Linked DNA regions of Homo sapiens: region 2 is linked to region 1. A link is a loop called in an ENCODE intact Hi-C map of the cell type or tissue named here. Cell type or tissue: A673. All regions are shown on one strand. Links, peaks and the distances in the headings refer to the core of each region. The heading gives the core; the rest is flanking DNA.

The links. Peaks named below come from ENCODE experiments on the same cell type or tissue, not always from the same donor. Only the 100,000 strongest peaks of a DNase experiment are listed, where the experiment ranks them.
Region 2: it touches region 1 in a loop (8-fold over the local background); 5 of 110 quality-filtered maps call a loop at or near these places.

The regions. Positions count from the first base shown.
Region 1 is chr5:163,405,045-163,413,391 of GRCh38, reverse strand. LOC105377700 (a long non-coding RNA gene) reads left to right here. Exons shown (of 4, transcript XR_002956233.2): 1 at 1-1,073. Among named protein-coding and RNA genes, the nearest start is that of CCNG1, 28 kb to the left of the region's middle. RefSeq lists a silencer at 6,144-6,343. In A673, for the core only: a CTCF peak has its summit at 4,777 (motif pointing right); DNase peaks (open chromatin) are centred at 4,881 and 6,141; H3K27ac peaks cover 1,568 bases.
Region 2 is chr5:161,962,456-161,970,802 of GRCh38, reverse strand. All of the region lies in intron 1 of LINC01202 (long intergenic non-protein coding RNA 1202), which reads left to right. Among named protein-coding and RNA genes, the nearest start is that of LINC01202, 35 kb to the left of the region's middle. In A673, for the core only: a CTCF peak has its summit at 4,059; no DNase peak of the experiment used is centred there.

The DNA of each region.
Region 1 (8,347 bases), core at 314-8,313:
ACTGGAGAAGTTTCAGACTGTAGGGGTAGCAGGCACGTGGGCACCTTTGGCCTGTTTATTCTAGGCCAGCACAGAGTTCTAGCAAAGCCAGACTTCAGATTGCCTGAGAGGGGCTTTCACCTGCATAATTAGGGATGCTCCAGCCCCTCTCCTAGAGTGGTAAGAGGCCATGATACAATAGCACTATGACGTGATGGAATCTTGGCAGCAGCCCTAGCCCTTACCTAGAGAATGGCAAAGCTGCAGAAGAAACTGCCAATGGAGTGCTCAACTCCAGAAGCCTGAAACCTAGGTCGGCTTGGCAAGGTGCCTTGCGCCCCAGTGTCATGGCTGCGGTGGAGCCGCCCACTTCAAGGGGCCCTGCAGAATCAGACAGTGAGGATAGTGGCAGCAATCACAATGGGCTGAAGATTAAATAACTCTTGTTGACTTTTTCAAGTATTTATAAGCTCCCCAGATTCCCATGGAAGTCTACAGAAGGACATAATGAGAAAAGTAGGTTTAAAGGAAATAATGTGAAATTTCTTCCACACTTGAGTTGGTGAGTTAAACGCCACTTAGTCTATATGTGGTTTAAATGTTGTCCCATTGCCTCATTATGGCCTGATGTAAATTCATATGAAACTAGGATATTTAAAAGCTTATTGGGATAGCAAAATAGAGTTGATGTATTCACTGCAAAGATTATGGAGACCATTTATTGCTCTGAACATTTCAATATGTTGGCTTCTTGAGATTCCAACCCCAAGGGGACATGATAGTGATGAAGATGGAGAAATAGAAGTTTAAACAGCACAATTTGAAGAGGGGGCAAAAGTAACACTTTGATGAACCTAGACCATATAGACCAGTATAAGGTCAGCAAAGTCTGGAGGACCATGTGCTCTCTCCCTAGATTGGACCAGAAGCCCAGGCTCTACTTTTAGGAAATGGCTCAGAGAGCGCCCACTGAACTTGTCTCTGATGTCTTAGGCAGATCAAATGCTTCTCTGGTCTCTGCTTTCACAGATGGAGGATCAGGGGTGTGTGAGCACCACCCCGCTTGGTCTTGGAGACGGATCAAATCCAGACTGGTGAGTTCCGGGGGCTTGGGCAAAGTGTGGATAGAGTTTCTGAGGGTAGGATGATGAGGACATTTGGCTTGGGGGCTGAGAAGGAACATTTTTCCTGTAAAATTAAATCTTTACTAAGACTACTGCCATTAGGGGCAAGTACTGAAGAAGATCATGTGTTTCAAAGTAAGTAGCCTGACAAGATCTTGTTTGGGTTAAAAATACGTATTTATCTTATTTTCATTTTCAATATCTTATTTTACAGAGTTCTCTATTAAGAGATGCTATGAGTGGCTAGGCGTGGTGGCTCCTGCCGGTAATACCAGCATTTTGGGAGGCCGAGGCAGGTGGATCGCCTGAGGTCAGGAGTTTGAGAGCAGCCTGACCAACATGGTGAATCCCCATCTACTAACAATACAAAAATTAGCTGGGTGTGGTGGCGCATGCCTGTAATCCCAGCTACTCGGGAGGCTGAGGCAGGAGAATTGCTTGAACCTGGGAGGTGGAGGTTGCAGTGAGCTGAGATAGCACCATTGCACTCCAGCCTGGGTGACAAGAGTGAAACTCCATCCAAAAAAAAAAAAAATGCTATGAGTAAACAGCATTGCACCGTTAAGTAGTTTACAGGATCTGTTGAAGAAGACAGGGAGTCTCTTACCAACAACAAAAGGCGTTCCAACGCCTGGAATTCAACCGTATGGATGCACAGTGTGTTCTAGTTATAAAGTGGCTGATTTCAGGTAAAAGGAAAAAGTAAAGGAAAAAATCCTGTAGTGAGTGGGAAATAATAAATGCCTACGAGGCAATCCTTGGCATTCCTTGGCCTGTCACTCCAGTCTCTACCTTCAGCTTCCCATAGCCATCTCCATATTTCTCCTTTTCTCAAATCTCCCTCTCTTTTCTCTTAGAAGGATGCTAGTCATTGAACACAGGGCCTTCCTAAATCTGGATGATCTCATCACAAGAGTCTTTACTTAATTACATCTGCAAAGCCCTTTTCTCCAAATAACATCATGTTCGCAGATACTGAGGGTGGGGCCTGGATACATCTTTCAGGGGCCACTATGAAACTCATTACAAAGGCCTAATTCATTTTTCCTGATTGGCCCACACTGCTTCTCCGTCCTCTGGGATGCTGCAGTACTATTCTGTTTGTGCGCCTGTCTCACAGGAGTGATTAGCAGATCTTTATACTCGGTGTCTCTAGCATGATGCCTGATGTACCATAAGGCTTCAATGTGTTTGTTGAACTTAAGCAAAGCATCGCTTGCATCATGTCCTGAGTGTAAGCCTGGCTCACACTCAGCCGTGATATGTTATTCAGATCACAGCCACTCACGATACTCTGGGAAGTCAGCACGCTCCTACCAAGGCCAGACATCTCTGAACTGGAAAACACTTTACTCAGAGCTACCCATTTTTTTTTATGTCTTATAGAAGGGGCCAAGTGGAGAGGGCAGCTACTCATGTACTCATTTTTATTCATTCGTTTGTTCATCCATTTAAGAAACACTGAACACCTATTCTGAGCCAGGCCCTGCCCCAGGCATTTGAGATACAATGTGTGTATGGTAAAACCCTCAGCATCTGGGCTGGGATTGGAACAAGTGAACACTCAATTTACATTTATTGTGGTCATGGCCTGAGTGTGGAAGGAAGTGTAGAGTGCTGTGAAAGTCCTCAGACAGGCCCCGAACCTAGACTAGTGGTCAGGGAGATTGTCCTGGAGGAAGTGACATAAATACTGAGACTTGGAGAGAGAGGGTGGTCACCTCAAGTGCAGTGGTGGCAGTGGAGAATTTCAGAAATGTAGGTGGTAACATAGGAAAGTTTGTTTTTTTGTTTTTTTTGTTTTTGTTTTTGTTTTTTTAGACAGTGTCTCGCTCTGTCACCCAGGCTGGAGTGCAGTGTGTGATCTTGGCTTACTGCAACATCTGCCTCCTGGGTTCAAGCGATTCTCCTGCCTCAGCCTCCCGAGTAGCTGGGACTACAGGCGCATGCCATCATGCCCAGCTAATTTTTGTATTTTTAGTAGAGACAGGGTTTTGTCATGTTGGTCAGGCTGGTCTCGAACTCCTGACCTCAGGTGATCCACCGCCTTGGCCTCCCAAAGTGCTGGGATTACAGGCGTGACCCACAGCACCCAGCTGCAGGGAGGATTTTAAAGGCAAAAAAAGGGGGACAGGGAGCGGCTGATATAAAATTGTCAGGAATTCTCATTGGTTTATAGAAATAACAGTGATTAATGATTGGCTACACATTGTTAAGTTATAGAGTATGGATTATGGTGTCCATTGTTGCATTGTTAGATAATTTATAGCTACTTATAGCAACAGTAAGCAGTTTCAAGAGATGAATACATAGTTCAAAGGGCATATGCTGGTCTCATTTTAATGTCTCTCTAGGCCTGGTAATTTAAAATAATTTGTGTTGTTCACATGTTAATTTCTTGTCTCAGCCTGCAGAAATGCCTTTTAAAAATGGTCTTGCTCATTAGCTGTGTCTTATTATGAAATTGTGTCATTAGAAGTTGGTCCATCATTCCCAAATTGTGGTCCCCAGATAAACAATATCGTATTCTAGGGGTCAAGGAGAAAACTTCCCCTTTGCCCTCTGAAGGTTTGCTGAAAAATGAACTCACAAAAGGCAGATTAATTAGAGAAAAGGCATACAAAATTTATTAACGTGTACGTGGGAAGGACTACAGTGTGACTGCCCAACCCCGTAATGGAATGCAACTTGAGCTTACAGAAATAATGAAGGCTCACTGCATGGCCGAAACCAGGTTATGGTGGTCAATCAGGTTATAGTGGCAAGACAGGTTATGGGACGGGGAGAAGAAGTGGCTTGTTTAGAAAAGGTGATCTTGTTAGGTAACAAAGTAGCAACCTTCAGAGAGATAGGTGGTAAATGTTTCTTTCTGATGTTTAAAGGTGTCAGACTCTCAGGTAATCTTCCTACATCTGGACAAGGGAGGACCTAGCTGCATTAATGTAGATTCTCTACAGATGCAAATCTTCCCCACTAAAGATAGCCTTGCAGGGCCACTTCTGTTTGCGGGCTCTTTGACAACCATCTATCTCCCAAAATATGTCAAGTAAATATACTTTGGGGTAAAAAATTTTGATTTCCTTCAATAGTATCTGGGAACTCATTAGAAAGTCACATTGTCAGAAAGTGTAGTGATGGGGCCCCCATATTCTGAGCTTTAAAAAGCCCTCCAGAATATTCTGATGCACTTTGATGCAGCTGGAGAGACACTGCCTTGAAGAATTGCATCCTTAGCTAAATACATAGTAAAACCCAACGCAAAGTCAAATAGTATCTAAGTGAAATCAAATCAAAATGCAAATCCCCATGGGGATACTTTGCAGTAGGAATTATTTTTAATAAGATTACAAAGTAAATGAATCAGATTCTTTTTAATGTAACAGCTGACTGACAGCTGGTTTTGACAGGGTGAAAGCCTGTGAGACCACAGAACAGCAAGGCCTTGGCTGGGAATGTGGGGCACACAGTGGAGGAGAACTCGAAGAATGTGTTAGTAGTTTCGTTGCTGTGATTAAGGAAGTTGGCATGTTGCTGCCAATCAAATCTTGTGTTGAGGGGGTGTTTTTAAAATTAGAGATGCCTTTTGGAAAGATTCTCTAGCTCTGGTTCCTGAACACAAGGGGTTTGGTGTTCCTCCATGTAGCCACTAGATGGCAGGCTCACGCCATTTTTCAAGCAGCCAACCCTGTCTAAATTTAGGGGGGGAAATGAGCCTAGGAATTTGAAAAGGGTGCCAGCTTATTCGTTTTTATCCTGCGCGTGGTTTTGACATTCTATTTTTTTGGACTTCATCCATTAATTATGACACTCAAAGTTTTTTGTTCACTGAGAGGCAAAGAGCCAAAGCTTTAATTAAACCCGTGGGGGCACTGCCTTGCGGCAGAGAAGGGTAACTACCATGTGCCAGCGCTTACATAAATTGTTTCATTTAATTCTCACAGCATCCTCATGAAATAAGTGTTGTTATCCACAGTTTTACATAGGAGAAAACTGACGGTCAGAGAGGCTTAGCAAGAGCCCAAGACCACCCAGCTGAAAGGTAGAAATGAATTTGCCAGTAAACCACGCTCATTAAATTCTTGAGGAATAGTCATTGCAATTAGTAGATTTATTGCAATCTTAGGAAAGTACAGCTAGATTCAGCCCGAGGTTTTATGATGAAATGAGAATTATACACGTTTTTTTTTAAAAAAATATATTCTCAGTATTGCAACATTCTAAGTTCCACTGGTTTTATTTGCAGAATGGCATGTTAGCCTTTTCTAGATTTATTATAGAAAATAAATCAGTTTATTTTTATGTTTTTTGAGACAGAATCTCTCACTATGTCGCCCAGGCTGGAGTGGTGGAGAGGCGCAATCTCGGCTCACAGCAACTTCCGCCTCCCAGTTCAAGCGATTCTCCTGCCTCAGCCTCCCGAGTAGCTGGGATTACAGGCACCCACCAGCACGCCTGGCTAATTTTTGTATTTTTAGTAGAGACAGGGTTTTGCCATGTTAACTAGGCAGGTCTTGAACTCCTGACCTCAAGTGATCCGCCCGCCTCGGTCTCCCAGAGTGCTGGGATTACAGGTGTGAGCCACCGTGCTCGGCTGGAAATAAATCAGTTTTAATTAGGATTTAGAAATTAAATCTCTGAATCTAACTGAATGTTAGAATTGTAACCCCTAAGCTCCAAACTGTAATCTATTTGCATAGAAATTTAGGTGTGATTTTCTTGTAGCAGGCACCACTTTCTACTTTGTATTAAAATTGCATCAGTTCCTGAAATCCTCTACTTCCTTGTGAATCCAGGAAGACAGGCTCCTTGCCTGAGTCATTTTTTAATATTTTTGGCTTACGTTGCCTTTATTGATTGTTTTCCCAAAGCATTCAACTTAGTTCTCATAGAAATAGCAACTTTTCTCCCTTTTTGCCCTAAGTTTTCTTTGCCTTGTGTATTAAATTTTACTGTCTAATTACAAACACACTCTTAGTAAGCATGCAACACAGCTGGAGGCAGCAGAAGTGTGTGGGCATTCCAGGAAGTCACATACAAGCCTCAAACATTCAGCCTGCCCTGGCCACTAGTCAGTAGGTTTTGCAGAGGTGCTCGAGAATTTGCATTAATCTACTGAGTCTAGTAAGAGAGTTTCTACTGTATCTGGATTGTGTCTCTCAGATAGGCTGACAAAACCACAAGGTGGAAACCATGAATGGTATTAGTCCATCTCAATAATAAAGCAACATTTGGCTGCCATTTTATCTGTCTGACTTTTCTGAATCAACTGATATCTCGGCATCATATAGAGGCACCTTTGTGTGTGTGTGTGTGTGTGTGTGTGTGTGTGTTTGAGACAGAGTTTTGCTCTGTTGCCCAGGCTGGAGTGCAGTAGCACGAACTTGACTCACTGCAACCTCCCGCCTCCCAGGCTTAAGTGATTCTCCTGCCTCAGCCTCCTGAGTAGCTGGGATTACAGGAGTGTGCCACCACGCCTGGCTAATTTTTTGTATTTTTAGTAGAGACAGGGTTTTGCCACATTGCCCAGGCTGGTCTCGAACCCCTGAGCTCAGACAATCTGCCCGAGAGGCAACTTGTTGGGAGAAATAACCAGTTTGAATGAGAGATCCTGTAAGGATTGGTTGATCTTCTTGGGGAAGAAAAACTAAGCAAAATAATTAACCACGTGAAGAAACGATTTAACAGACACTTCTCTTGTCAGGCAAGGGAAGTAATGTTTATTGAGCTCCAATTTTATGCTGTGCACTGAGTCAGAGATTGCACACATGCCACCTGATTCGCTCCTTACAACAGTATGATAAATTAAAAATTCTTATTCCCATTTTACCGATAAGGAAACTCAGTCTCAGAACACTTTCAGTAACTTACATGTGATAAAACAGGTAGTAAGTGGCAGGAAGTTATCAGGAAGAGTGTGTGTAATCAGGGCTGGGGCAACACTGGTGCAAAATAATTTATGATAAGTGAAACATCTACAATTTTCGTAAGAACAGGATCAGTAATAACGTTGTGCTGAACCATACTGGAGCCCGAAGCCAAGGGAATTTTTTGATGCCCCTTAAATTCTGTGCCAAGACAGGAGCCTCATTTGCTTCGCCCTAGGCCCAGCCCTGCAAATACTACAAAGTGCTTGTTCAGAAAGCTTTTTTCCAACATTTATCTAATAACAATTTATTGACTGGCTACTGTGCACCCGTCACTATGATCGGGTTTTGAAACAAAACATTAAGTTAGAATGTACCTGATTTCTGCTTTCCTGATACTTGTGGAACACCCTGCTCAAAGCTGGAAAGTATTATTATACAATAGATGACTCTTAGCTGGAAAGTATTATTAGATAATAGATGACTCTTAGTCACTTACTCCTTTGTTGTAGATAAGGAAAATGTGGCAAACTAGAGCCATGGAATTGGACTTTCATGGCCCCCATGTCTCTGCTGAATTTTGTAACTTCAGAAAACAATTTGTAGATTGAGATCACAAAGTCTTATGTTTGATGTGTTGAATAAACCATGTTCTTCAAGATCTTCTCTTTCATTAGTATCCCTTGACCAGGCAGATTGGAATATTGTCCTAATCATGGAGACCATACGTTATCTTTCAGTTTCATAGTGATTACAAGCATGAGTTTTGGCACAGCCAGACTTGAGTCTGTGAGTTATTAAGAACAATTGGGGCCTGGTGTGGTGGCTCAAGCCTGTAATTCCAGCACTTTGGGAGGCCGACGCGGGTGGATCATGAGGTCAGGAGATCAAGACCATCCTGGCTAACAGTGAAACCCTGTCTCTACTAAAAATCCAAAAATAATTAGGTGGGCATGGTGGCATGTGCCTGTAATCCCAGCTACTCAGGAGGCTGAGGCAGGAGAATCCTTTGAACCCGGGAGGCAGAGATTGCAGTGAGCCGAGATTGCGCCACTGCACTACACTCCAGCCTGGGCGACAGAGGGAGACTCCGTCAAAAAAAAAAAAAAAGAAAAAAGAAAAATAAATAAATTAAAAAAAGGACAACTGGTATCCCAGTTCTACTGGTAACTTTGGAGAACTTATTTAACATCTCTGTACTACTGTTTCATCAGTAAATGGTGGGTAATAAGAGTAGTAAGCTAAACTATATCAGGTGCTTACAACAATTCATGGTACATAGTAGGTGCTTAATATAAGTGAGCTTCTACTATTATAGTAACGGCCGCAATAGTTCTGTCACTAACTCTGTGATCCTCTGTAAATTACTTGGCTTATGTA
Region 2 (8,347 bases), core at 305-8,304, 1.4 Mb after region 1:
CACTCCACTGTACTCCAGCCTGGGTAACAAGAGCGAGACTCCATCTCAAATAAATAAATAAATAATAATAAAAATGAAAATCAAAAACTATAAAAGTTTAAAAGATTGTGCTGTAGAAAAACTTTGGGACATAGGTCTTAATTAGGCTTAACTTAGGGACATAGGGTGTAATCATGACACTGAAAACATGATTTCTAAAAGAAGAAATCAATAAGTTGGAATTTATCAAAATTAAAACCTTTTGCTGTGCAAAAAAAATTCTAATCACAGGATAAAAAGACAAATTACAGACTGAGAGAAGATATTTGCAAACCATATGTCTGGCAAAGGACTAGGAACCAAAGTATATAAAATACTCTTAAGACTCAATAATTTAAAAAAAAATCCAATTACAAAATGAGCAAAAGACATGAAAAGGCATTTCACTGAAGAGGATATATAGAGGTCAAAAATGCACATAAGATGTTCAACATCACTGGCCATTAGGATAATGCAAATTAGAAATACAAAGTGGTATTACTGAAAGATACAGAACAGCAAAAATAAAGCATAATGAAAATACCAAATGCTGGATAGGTTACAAAGAAAATAGATATGACATACATTGCTGTGGGAATGTAAAATGGTACAGTCACTCTAGGAAATAATTTGGGAGTTTCTTATAAAAATAAACATACTTACCATAAAACCCAGCAATAGCACTCTTGGGCATTTATCCTAGAAAAATAAAAACTATGATAAATGCCCTAGAGGATACAAAGCAGATTAAAAAAAAATTACATACGCTCAAAATTCTGCAGAAGCCTATCATAGCAGCTTTATATGTAATAGTAAAAACCTGAAAATAACCAAAATGCCTCTCAATGGGCAAATGTTTAAACAAACTTTGATGAATCTATACTTTGAAAACTGTTGAGCAAGAAAAAAGAACAAACTTGATTCAAACAAGTTGATAGATCTCAAGGGCATCATGCTGATGAAAAAAAAGACACTCTCAAAAGGTCAAATACTCTATAATTTCATTACATAACATTCTCAGAATTACAAAATTATATAGAGGGAAGCTGATTAGCAATTGCCATAGTTCAGGGATGGGGTAGGGAGAGGGCTTGAGTGTGTACAAAATGGTAGTACCAGGGACATCTTTGTGGTGATGAAATAGCTTTGTGTCTTGATTGTAGTGATGGCTACACAAATTACAAATGATAAAATAATAAAGAACTGTATATACAAATTATACCAATGTGAACTTCCTCATTTTTATATGATATAAGATGTATCCATTGGGTGAAACTGGGTGAAAGGTACATAAGAATTTTCTGTGCTTTATTTCAATTATTTATGAATCTATAGTTATTTAAATAAAATGTTTAAAAATAATTTGAGTACATATAGTAGACGAAAAATGCTGAGACATTTAAAATGCAAGTTGAAAATATTTGGGGGTACAGGGTCATGGTGTTATGACTAACATGATTTTTGTAACTAAGAAATACTATGGTGTCTTTTAGCAAATATTTTCTACCAAAAGCAACCTAGAGTTGCTTAAGTTTATCATATATTTCAGTCAAACATTCCCTGAGAATTAGAAACATGGGATTCTTTGTACTTGATATTCATTGATCAGTCTTTACACTTTAGTAATTTAAGACATCATTAATTTCTTTTAACAATATTTAGTGTTCCTAAAAAAGAGCAACCTAGAGTTGCTTTTTACAGAATCATGGTGGTTGTGTTATATTTACATGCATGAGTAGAAGTGTTGGAATTTGAATGCTATTTTCTTTGCAAATATACTTCAATTTAATAAATTCAAAACGCCTATATTGTTTCTCCCACGTTTGATTTTTTAATGAAACCTAGAGGTTCATGTCTATTGAACTTTTAAGTCAATGATACAGTAATCCCCTCTTATCCATGGTTTCACCTTCCACACTTTCAGATTCCTACAGTCACCTGTGATCCAAAAAATAAGTGAGTATGGTTAATAAGATCTTTTGAGAGAGAGAGAAAAAGACCACATTCACATAACTTTTATCACATTATGTTGTTATAATTGTTCTAATTTATTGTTATTGTTGTTAGTCTCTTGCTGTGCCTAATATATAAACTAAACTTTATCATAGGTATGTATGTATAAGACAAAAAAAAAAACACATAGTATGACATTACCTGTCCTTTCAGGCACCCACTGGGGGCCTTGGACTGTATCCTCCATAAATAAGAGGACTACTGTACTTAAAGATCTTCAGTAACATAAACTTGTTAAATTTGAAATTAACACCACAAGATGCATTTTAAGTTATTGTGTTGTAGTTAATAGGTCGCATGAAATTTTGGTGAAAAAAGAAAGGTGAGAGAAGAAGACAAATTAGGTTATTATCAGACGAGGAAAACAAAACCTAATTAAAGTTAAACTCTATTGTACCAGAAAGTAGTTTAATTAATACTAACTTATCTACTGTGTTGTTTTTAGCTCCAAGCAAATTTCCAATGATATGGAACAAATTTTTAAATGCACTGTTTTTCTAGCTCAGTACCTCTTCCATGTGTGCTTATATTTATCATATACTTTGATCAAACCTTCTCTGGGAATTTGAAACATGAGATTCTTTGCACTTGATATTCATTGATGAATCTTTACACTTTACTAACTTAGGACATCATTAGTTTTTTCAAACAATATTTAGTGTGCCTACCAGGCACTGGGGCCAAAATCAGTAAATAAAAAAGGTGTGGCTTCTGCACTCAAGGGTCTTACAGCCTAATGGGGAAAGAGAGAGGGGTAAGAAGACAGCTGCAATGCAGTGTGGCAAGAACGAGGATGGGAAAATATATACTACCACAGGATCACATAGAAAGTCACATAAAATTTGGCAGCAGAGGAAGAAAGGAAATGATACTCGGGCTAATATAAAAAGATAAGTAAGGTTTTCCATCTGGAAGCAATTGCAGAAAGTGTTTCAGGCTGATAAAACACGTGTGATAGTCCAGAGTAAAAACACTATCAATGGCAATTTGTTGTAGTGTTCTAATGAAAGTAAAGGGTAATTCACTAAGTTCCCAATTTCAGAACCGCCTTAATCAGCTATACAGTGAAGTGTAGTATCTTTAATAGGCAGTGTTTATTTTAGTAGAGGATATTAGGTATGTTGTTGATTTTTTTTATTTTTTTTCTTTTGTTTTGTGGCAACTTTAATTTCTTTTTTTCTTTTTAATAGAGATGGGGTTGTGCCATGTTGCCCATGCTGGTCTGGAACTCCTGGACTCAAGCAATCCACCCACCTCAGCCTTCCAAACCCTGTGATTACAGGTGGTAGCCACTGTGCCCAGCCCTAGGGAACTTTAATTTCTACTATCTGTTTTATTCATTCCCTTTGCCTCCTAGTTTCCAAGGTATGCCTGGTCCTCCTTCAGAAGCAGTCCTCTCTCAAGACTGTCACTTCTTGTTCTGAACAATTTCAAATCTCTTTCTGTCAATTTCCCTGCAGCCAGTGTTCTGATCTCCCAGGTTTTGGACCAATTATTATGTCTTCACTCATGTGAGACTTTTTTTACTTAACTTTCTGAATTTTAGATACATCATAAATTACTTAGAAATAAGTAAGTTATGGCAAATTCTTAGAACAGTTTCAGTACCTGATGAGTTCAAAATATTGTATTAATTATTGCATTATATGAAAATCAGAACTAAATTTGAAAATGTATTTGCATACAATTATTGTAAGTTGTCCCCTGCTTAGCTTGCTTCTTAGATTTCTCGTCTTCTTTTTAAGCTGTAATTTTCCAACACCATCTCTAAGTGCTTTTGAAAAGTAGACTTAGTACTTTGTTGAGCTGAATGTGCTTGAAGAAGCCCTCTTAGCATGTTTCAACGGAACCAAAGAAGTGTGTAGACTCTGAGATAAACACTTTGCAGTTACATGGAGAAAGAAATGACAGAAAATGTGTGTGTTCTGGGTTTTAAAATTCAGTATGTTTTGCAGCACTGTGAAAATGAGTAGCTTCTAACGCTTGCCAAGTTAAACCCAGCTAGGCCAAATATTGTTAGAGCTCCTCCTAATGGAGGTAACTGATGAAGGAGGGACACGTTTGCCAGCATATTCTCCTTCTCTGAGTAATAAATAGTAGAAACTTACTCTACCTATTTGCAGTTAGTGCAGTGGTTCAGAGCAAGATAAACATTTCTTTTGTAACATTAGAGAAAACAGTTCCAGTTCTCATGATGAGAAAAATTGCCCTGTTATTTCTCTGGATGTAGAAACACAAATGCTTTTTGTTGAAAGAGAGCTGACACAATTGAATGCCATGTTAAGATAATCGTGAACATTTTTCTCAACTGTCTAAATCATCCCATAGCAATTGATGCATAAACTATTCGTTTGCAATGTCATAAAAGAAAAAAAAGTGCCTGTATTCAAAAAGCATTCAAATCTCATTTATGCCATGCACGACTGTCCTATTAAATTCAATATGGGGCTTATAATAAAATTTTTGGGTTTCCTGTCCTACTTCATCTCTAATGTAGCATATGTGTCTCTACTTGTCTCTATAAGAGGGGCAAACATAATCTTAAATTGATGAGCAATTTCCTTTCCAGACAAATCACAGAGACATAATTTACAGTGAATGAAATGGCATATCTAAATCTCCATTTTTGTAGATAATGATTATGTAGCCCTCTAATTCATTCAGATGCTTTTGAGTTTCTCCTTTTGAAAAGAAAAGCCATCTTGAAATACTTTCTAAAATAAATTTCTTTAAGGAAATGAAAAGAAGGGTTAATTACAATTCTCTAAAATATTCTTAAATGGCTACTCCTGTCAGATGAGTGCAAAAGGACATTTTAAAAAGGTGACACTTATAGATGATGACAACAGGAGTATTTTACCCAGCATATCATATTAACTGCTGTTTTCTTTTATATGCATAAGGAGAAAATGTTGGCTTCAGTGCAGAAGCCGAAAGAACATTGTAATTTAGGAGCAAGGACTTTATCTAGAAAATTCTATTGAGCAGTTTGTAATGCTAATGCATGCATTTAGCCATACTTCACCTTGGAAATGACTTATCTGATAGCTTCTAATTGAGAATAAGATTTTCTTCTAAAGGGAAAAACAACTGCCCATACAAAAGAGGAGACACTCAATTCATTTCCCCATTAGCCAAGAATTATATAATTAACTGGTAATAACTCCTGATCCTGGACATACGGAAGGTCAAACTACTGATACCAAGTTTTTAAGCGTGTATTTGTTAACCTGAAAGAGGCATAATTTTATTAAAAAGTCAATGGATTTAACTTTATATAATCTTTTTAAAAGAAGAATAAATATTATTTAAAGATTAACTGATATCAACCAATAAATACTTTGACTATTGCTAGTTGAATTAAGTATAATTGGATATTAGGTAAAGTGATCATTTGAATTTCAGATTTATAAAATAGTGGAAATATAATTGTTACTTCAGGGCAGGTGCTTTTTTTTATTATTCTGTGTATTGCTAGTGTCCAACATACACCTGACACATAATCAATGTTACATAAAGATTTTTTTGTTTGAGTGGGTGGATATATAGATGAGCAGATTCAAGTTAGATGTGCTCTATTTCTTTTTTTTTTCTTTTCTTTTTTTTTTTTTTTTTTTTTTTTTGAGTGGGAGTCTCAATCTCTCGCCCCAGCTGGAGTGCAGTGGCACAATCTCGGCTCACTGCAACCTCTGCCTCCTGGGTTCCAGCGATTCTCCTGCCTCAACCTCCCGAGTAGCTGGATCTATAGGCACGTGCCACCACGCCTGGCTAATTTTTGTATTTTTCAGTAGAGATGGGGTTTCACCATACTGGACAGGCTGGTCTCGAACTCCTGATCTGTAAGAAAGGCTATCATTATATTCTTTCCTTGTTATTAAAAATATGTTAACTGTTAGTGTACTTCTTGAATTATTTTTATTTCTTCCCAGCTAACTGGGAATACATCTTTTGCCCATTGTGTGTGGCATTCACATCCATTGTCAGGCACTTGGTAAGCCAACATTGACAATATTTCATAAAATTTAGTTACATTTGAAATGTACTAGGCTTGATAGTTCTTAAAGTTTTAAGCAATTCATAACATAATTTATCTAGCTTCTGTGATACTTAATAAACCCCAGGATTTGCCTGACTTCTAAATTAAACTGTAGGAAAAAAATAGAGAGGCAATCAATCCATAAATCTGTGGATATTGATATAATGTGTGAAAGACAGGTTTATGAGGTTATAGGGTGGCTTAGAAAATAAATTATACCTGATAATGTTGATATAAAATTTAGTGAAGTTTAAGATTTTATTTGCGTGGGAAGTAACTTACTTTATTTTTTCTCATCAAATTTCAGCTGACTTTTTTTGTTGCATTGAATTCGTTAAGGAGTCTTAAAATAAGGGAGAAAAGAAAAAGTGACAACAAAATCAGTTGAGAACATCTTATTGCTGAAATCAGCAAATGGTTCATTTGTCTGACAGGTCATATTGCTCTAATTGGAGACTCCGGTTTCTTCTTGAAAAGTAAGCCACATATCTGAGAGCTATAAGCAGCAGAGACAGGGCATCACTTAAAATTCCCCTTTAGCTAAAACTAATACCTGAATATCTTAAATCTAAACAATGAAACACAGAAAGAAAAAATAACAAAACACATAAATTAATAATTTAATTTTAAAACTTAATATTTGAATTGATCTATAGCCAGTCAAATGATCAACTTGCTCTTTTAATGTATTCAGGAGTGGTTTTATATTAAAAAATGGTTTCTTTGATCATACATCTGTAAAAGTGTACATAATCACAATGAATGATTGCAGAGCCTGCCGTTCTTCAGGAAGCAGTGTAAAACAATATTGTAATAGATACTCTTACTGGGCGTTATCAATCATTCTAGGCATTCTTCTAAATTATCTTTAAAAGTAACTTATTTATGCATAAAACAACCCTACACAGCAAGTGTTTTACTATTGATTTTTTTGTAGATGAAGAAATTGACTCATAGGAGGGCTGAGAAATTTTACAGGCTGGCACAGTTAATAAGCAGTTGAGTTGAGACGTGAACACTGTCAGTCTGGCTTCAGAATGTTCAGAGCTACTTTCTCATAGTTGTAGAACACAGAAGTTGAGGTCCATTAAAATCATGGGCTTTTAACTGGACCTATTAATCTTGGGCTTTTAACTGAGTTCCTAAATTTTAGAACTTTCTGTACTTAGTAATGTTGGGCTTTTAAATGAGTTCTTAAATCTTAGAATGGAGATACTATGTATTTCTTATGGCCTAATGTGATGTTTGAAAGCTGAGATTCTAGAACATGACTGGGTTTCAACCCAGGTTCTACCATTTACCAGCTGTATCATTTGAACGAGTTAGTAGCATCTTTCTATCTTTGGGCCTTGGTTTTGCCATAATAACACACCTACTTTATAGATATTCTGAAGATTAAATGAGTTTCTGTCTCTCTCTCACAAGATAGACTGCTGTTTTACAAGTTCTTAACTATAATAAAAGTGTAAGAATGAAATTAATTTAAATGAAGAATGGCTGTAGTGCCATGTAGAAACTAAATAGAAAGTACGCATTGTTATCTTCAGCAAATTCAGTCATGTTTCTATTCTCACATCTCATCAATCCTATTCCGGGATTCTGTGCTTTATAATAAACTAGGTTACTGCAAAATTCCAATGTATTTCTCAGTGCTTGGTCTCACTACTTGTTACCAATATCTGAACAATCTTTTCTTCTCTGCATCTTTTCCCTCCTTCCTGATTGCTACTGTCATCATAATCATAGTCATTATTGTCATCATAACTTAGATTTTAGCTTGGCCCTCACTTTATCTTGGAACACTTCACTCGATCCTTTAATCAAAATGGTAGTCCTTACTCTCTGCTTATAGCACCCTATGTTGACACTGACATAGACTTAACATTATTCTATATTGCAATTGATTTTCAGTTTGCCCGTCTGTTACTTCTCCCCAGCTAAGCATATCTTATCAAAATCTCCATCCCTCTAGCACCTATCACAATTCCTGACATAGCAGTTTTTCAGGATGTGTTTTGAGCAAATGGAATGTTTCTTTTTCTGTTGACTGACAACAAAGTCTAGATCAGTAATTGCCAAAAAATGGTTTATGGAAATATTTTCTTGAGTCAATGAAAAATAAATAAACAAATGTGATTAGTTTTCATAAAGGTAAATTTGTGTATGTTTTCATGTTCTGAGATTGTTTTTCTAGTTTTTAATAAAAAATATTTATTTCATTAAATGAAAGCAATCATAATTGAGTTGATTTATTTTTATTCTCTTTACTTGAAAAATACA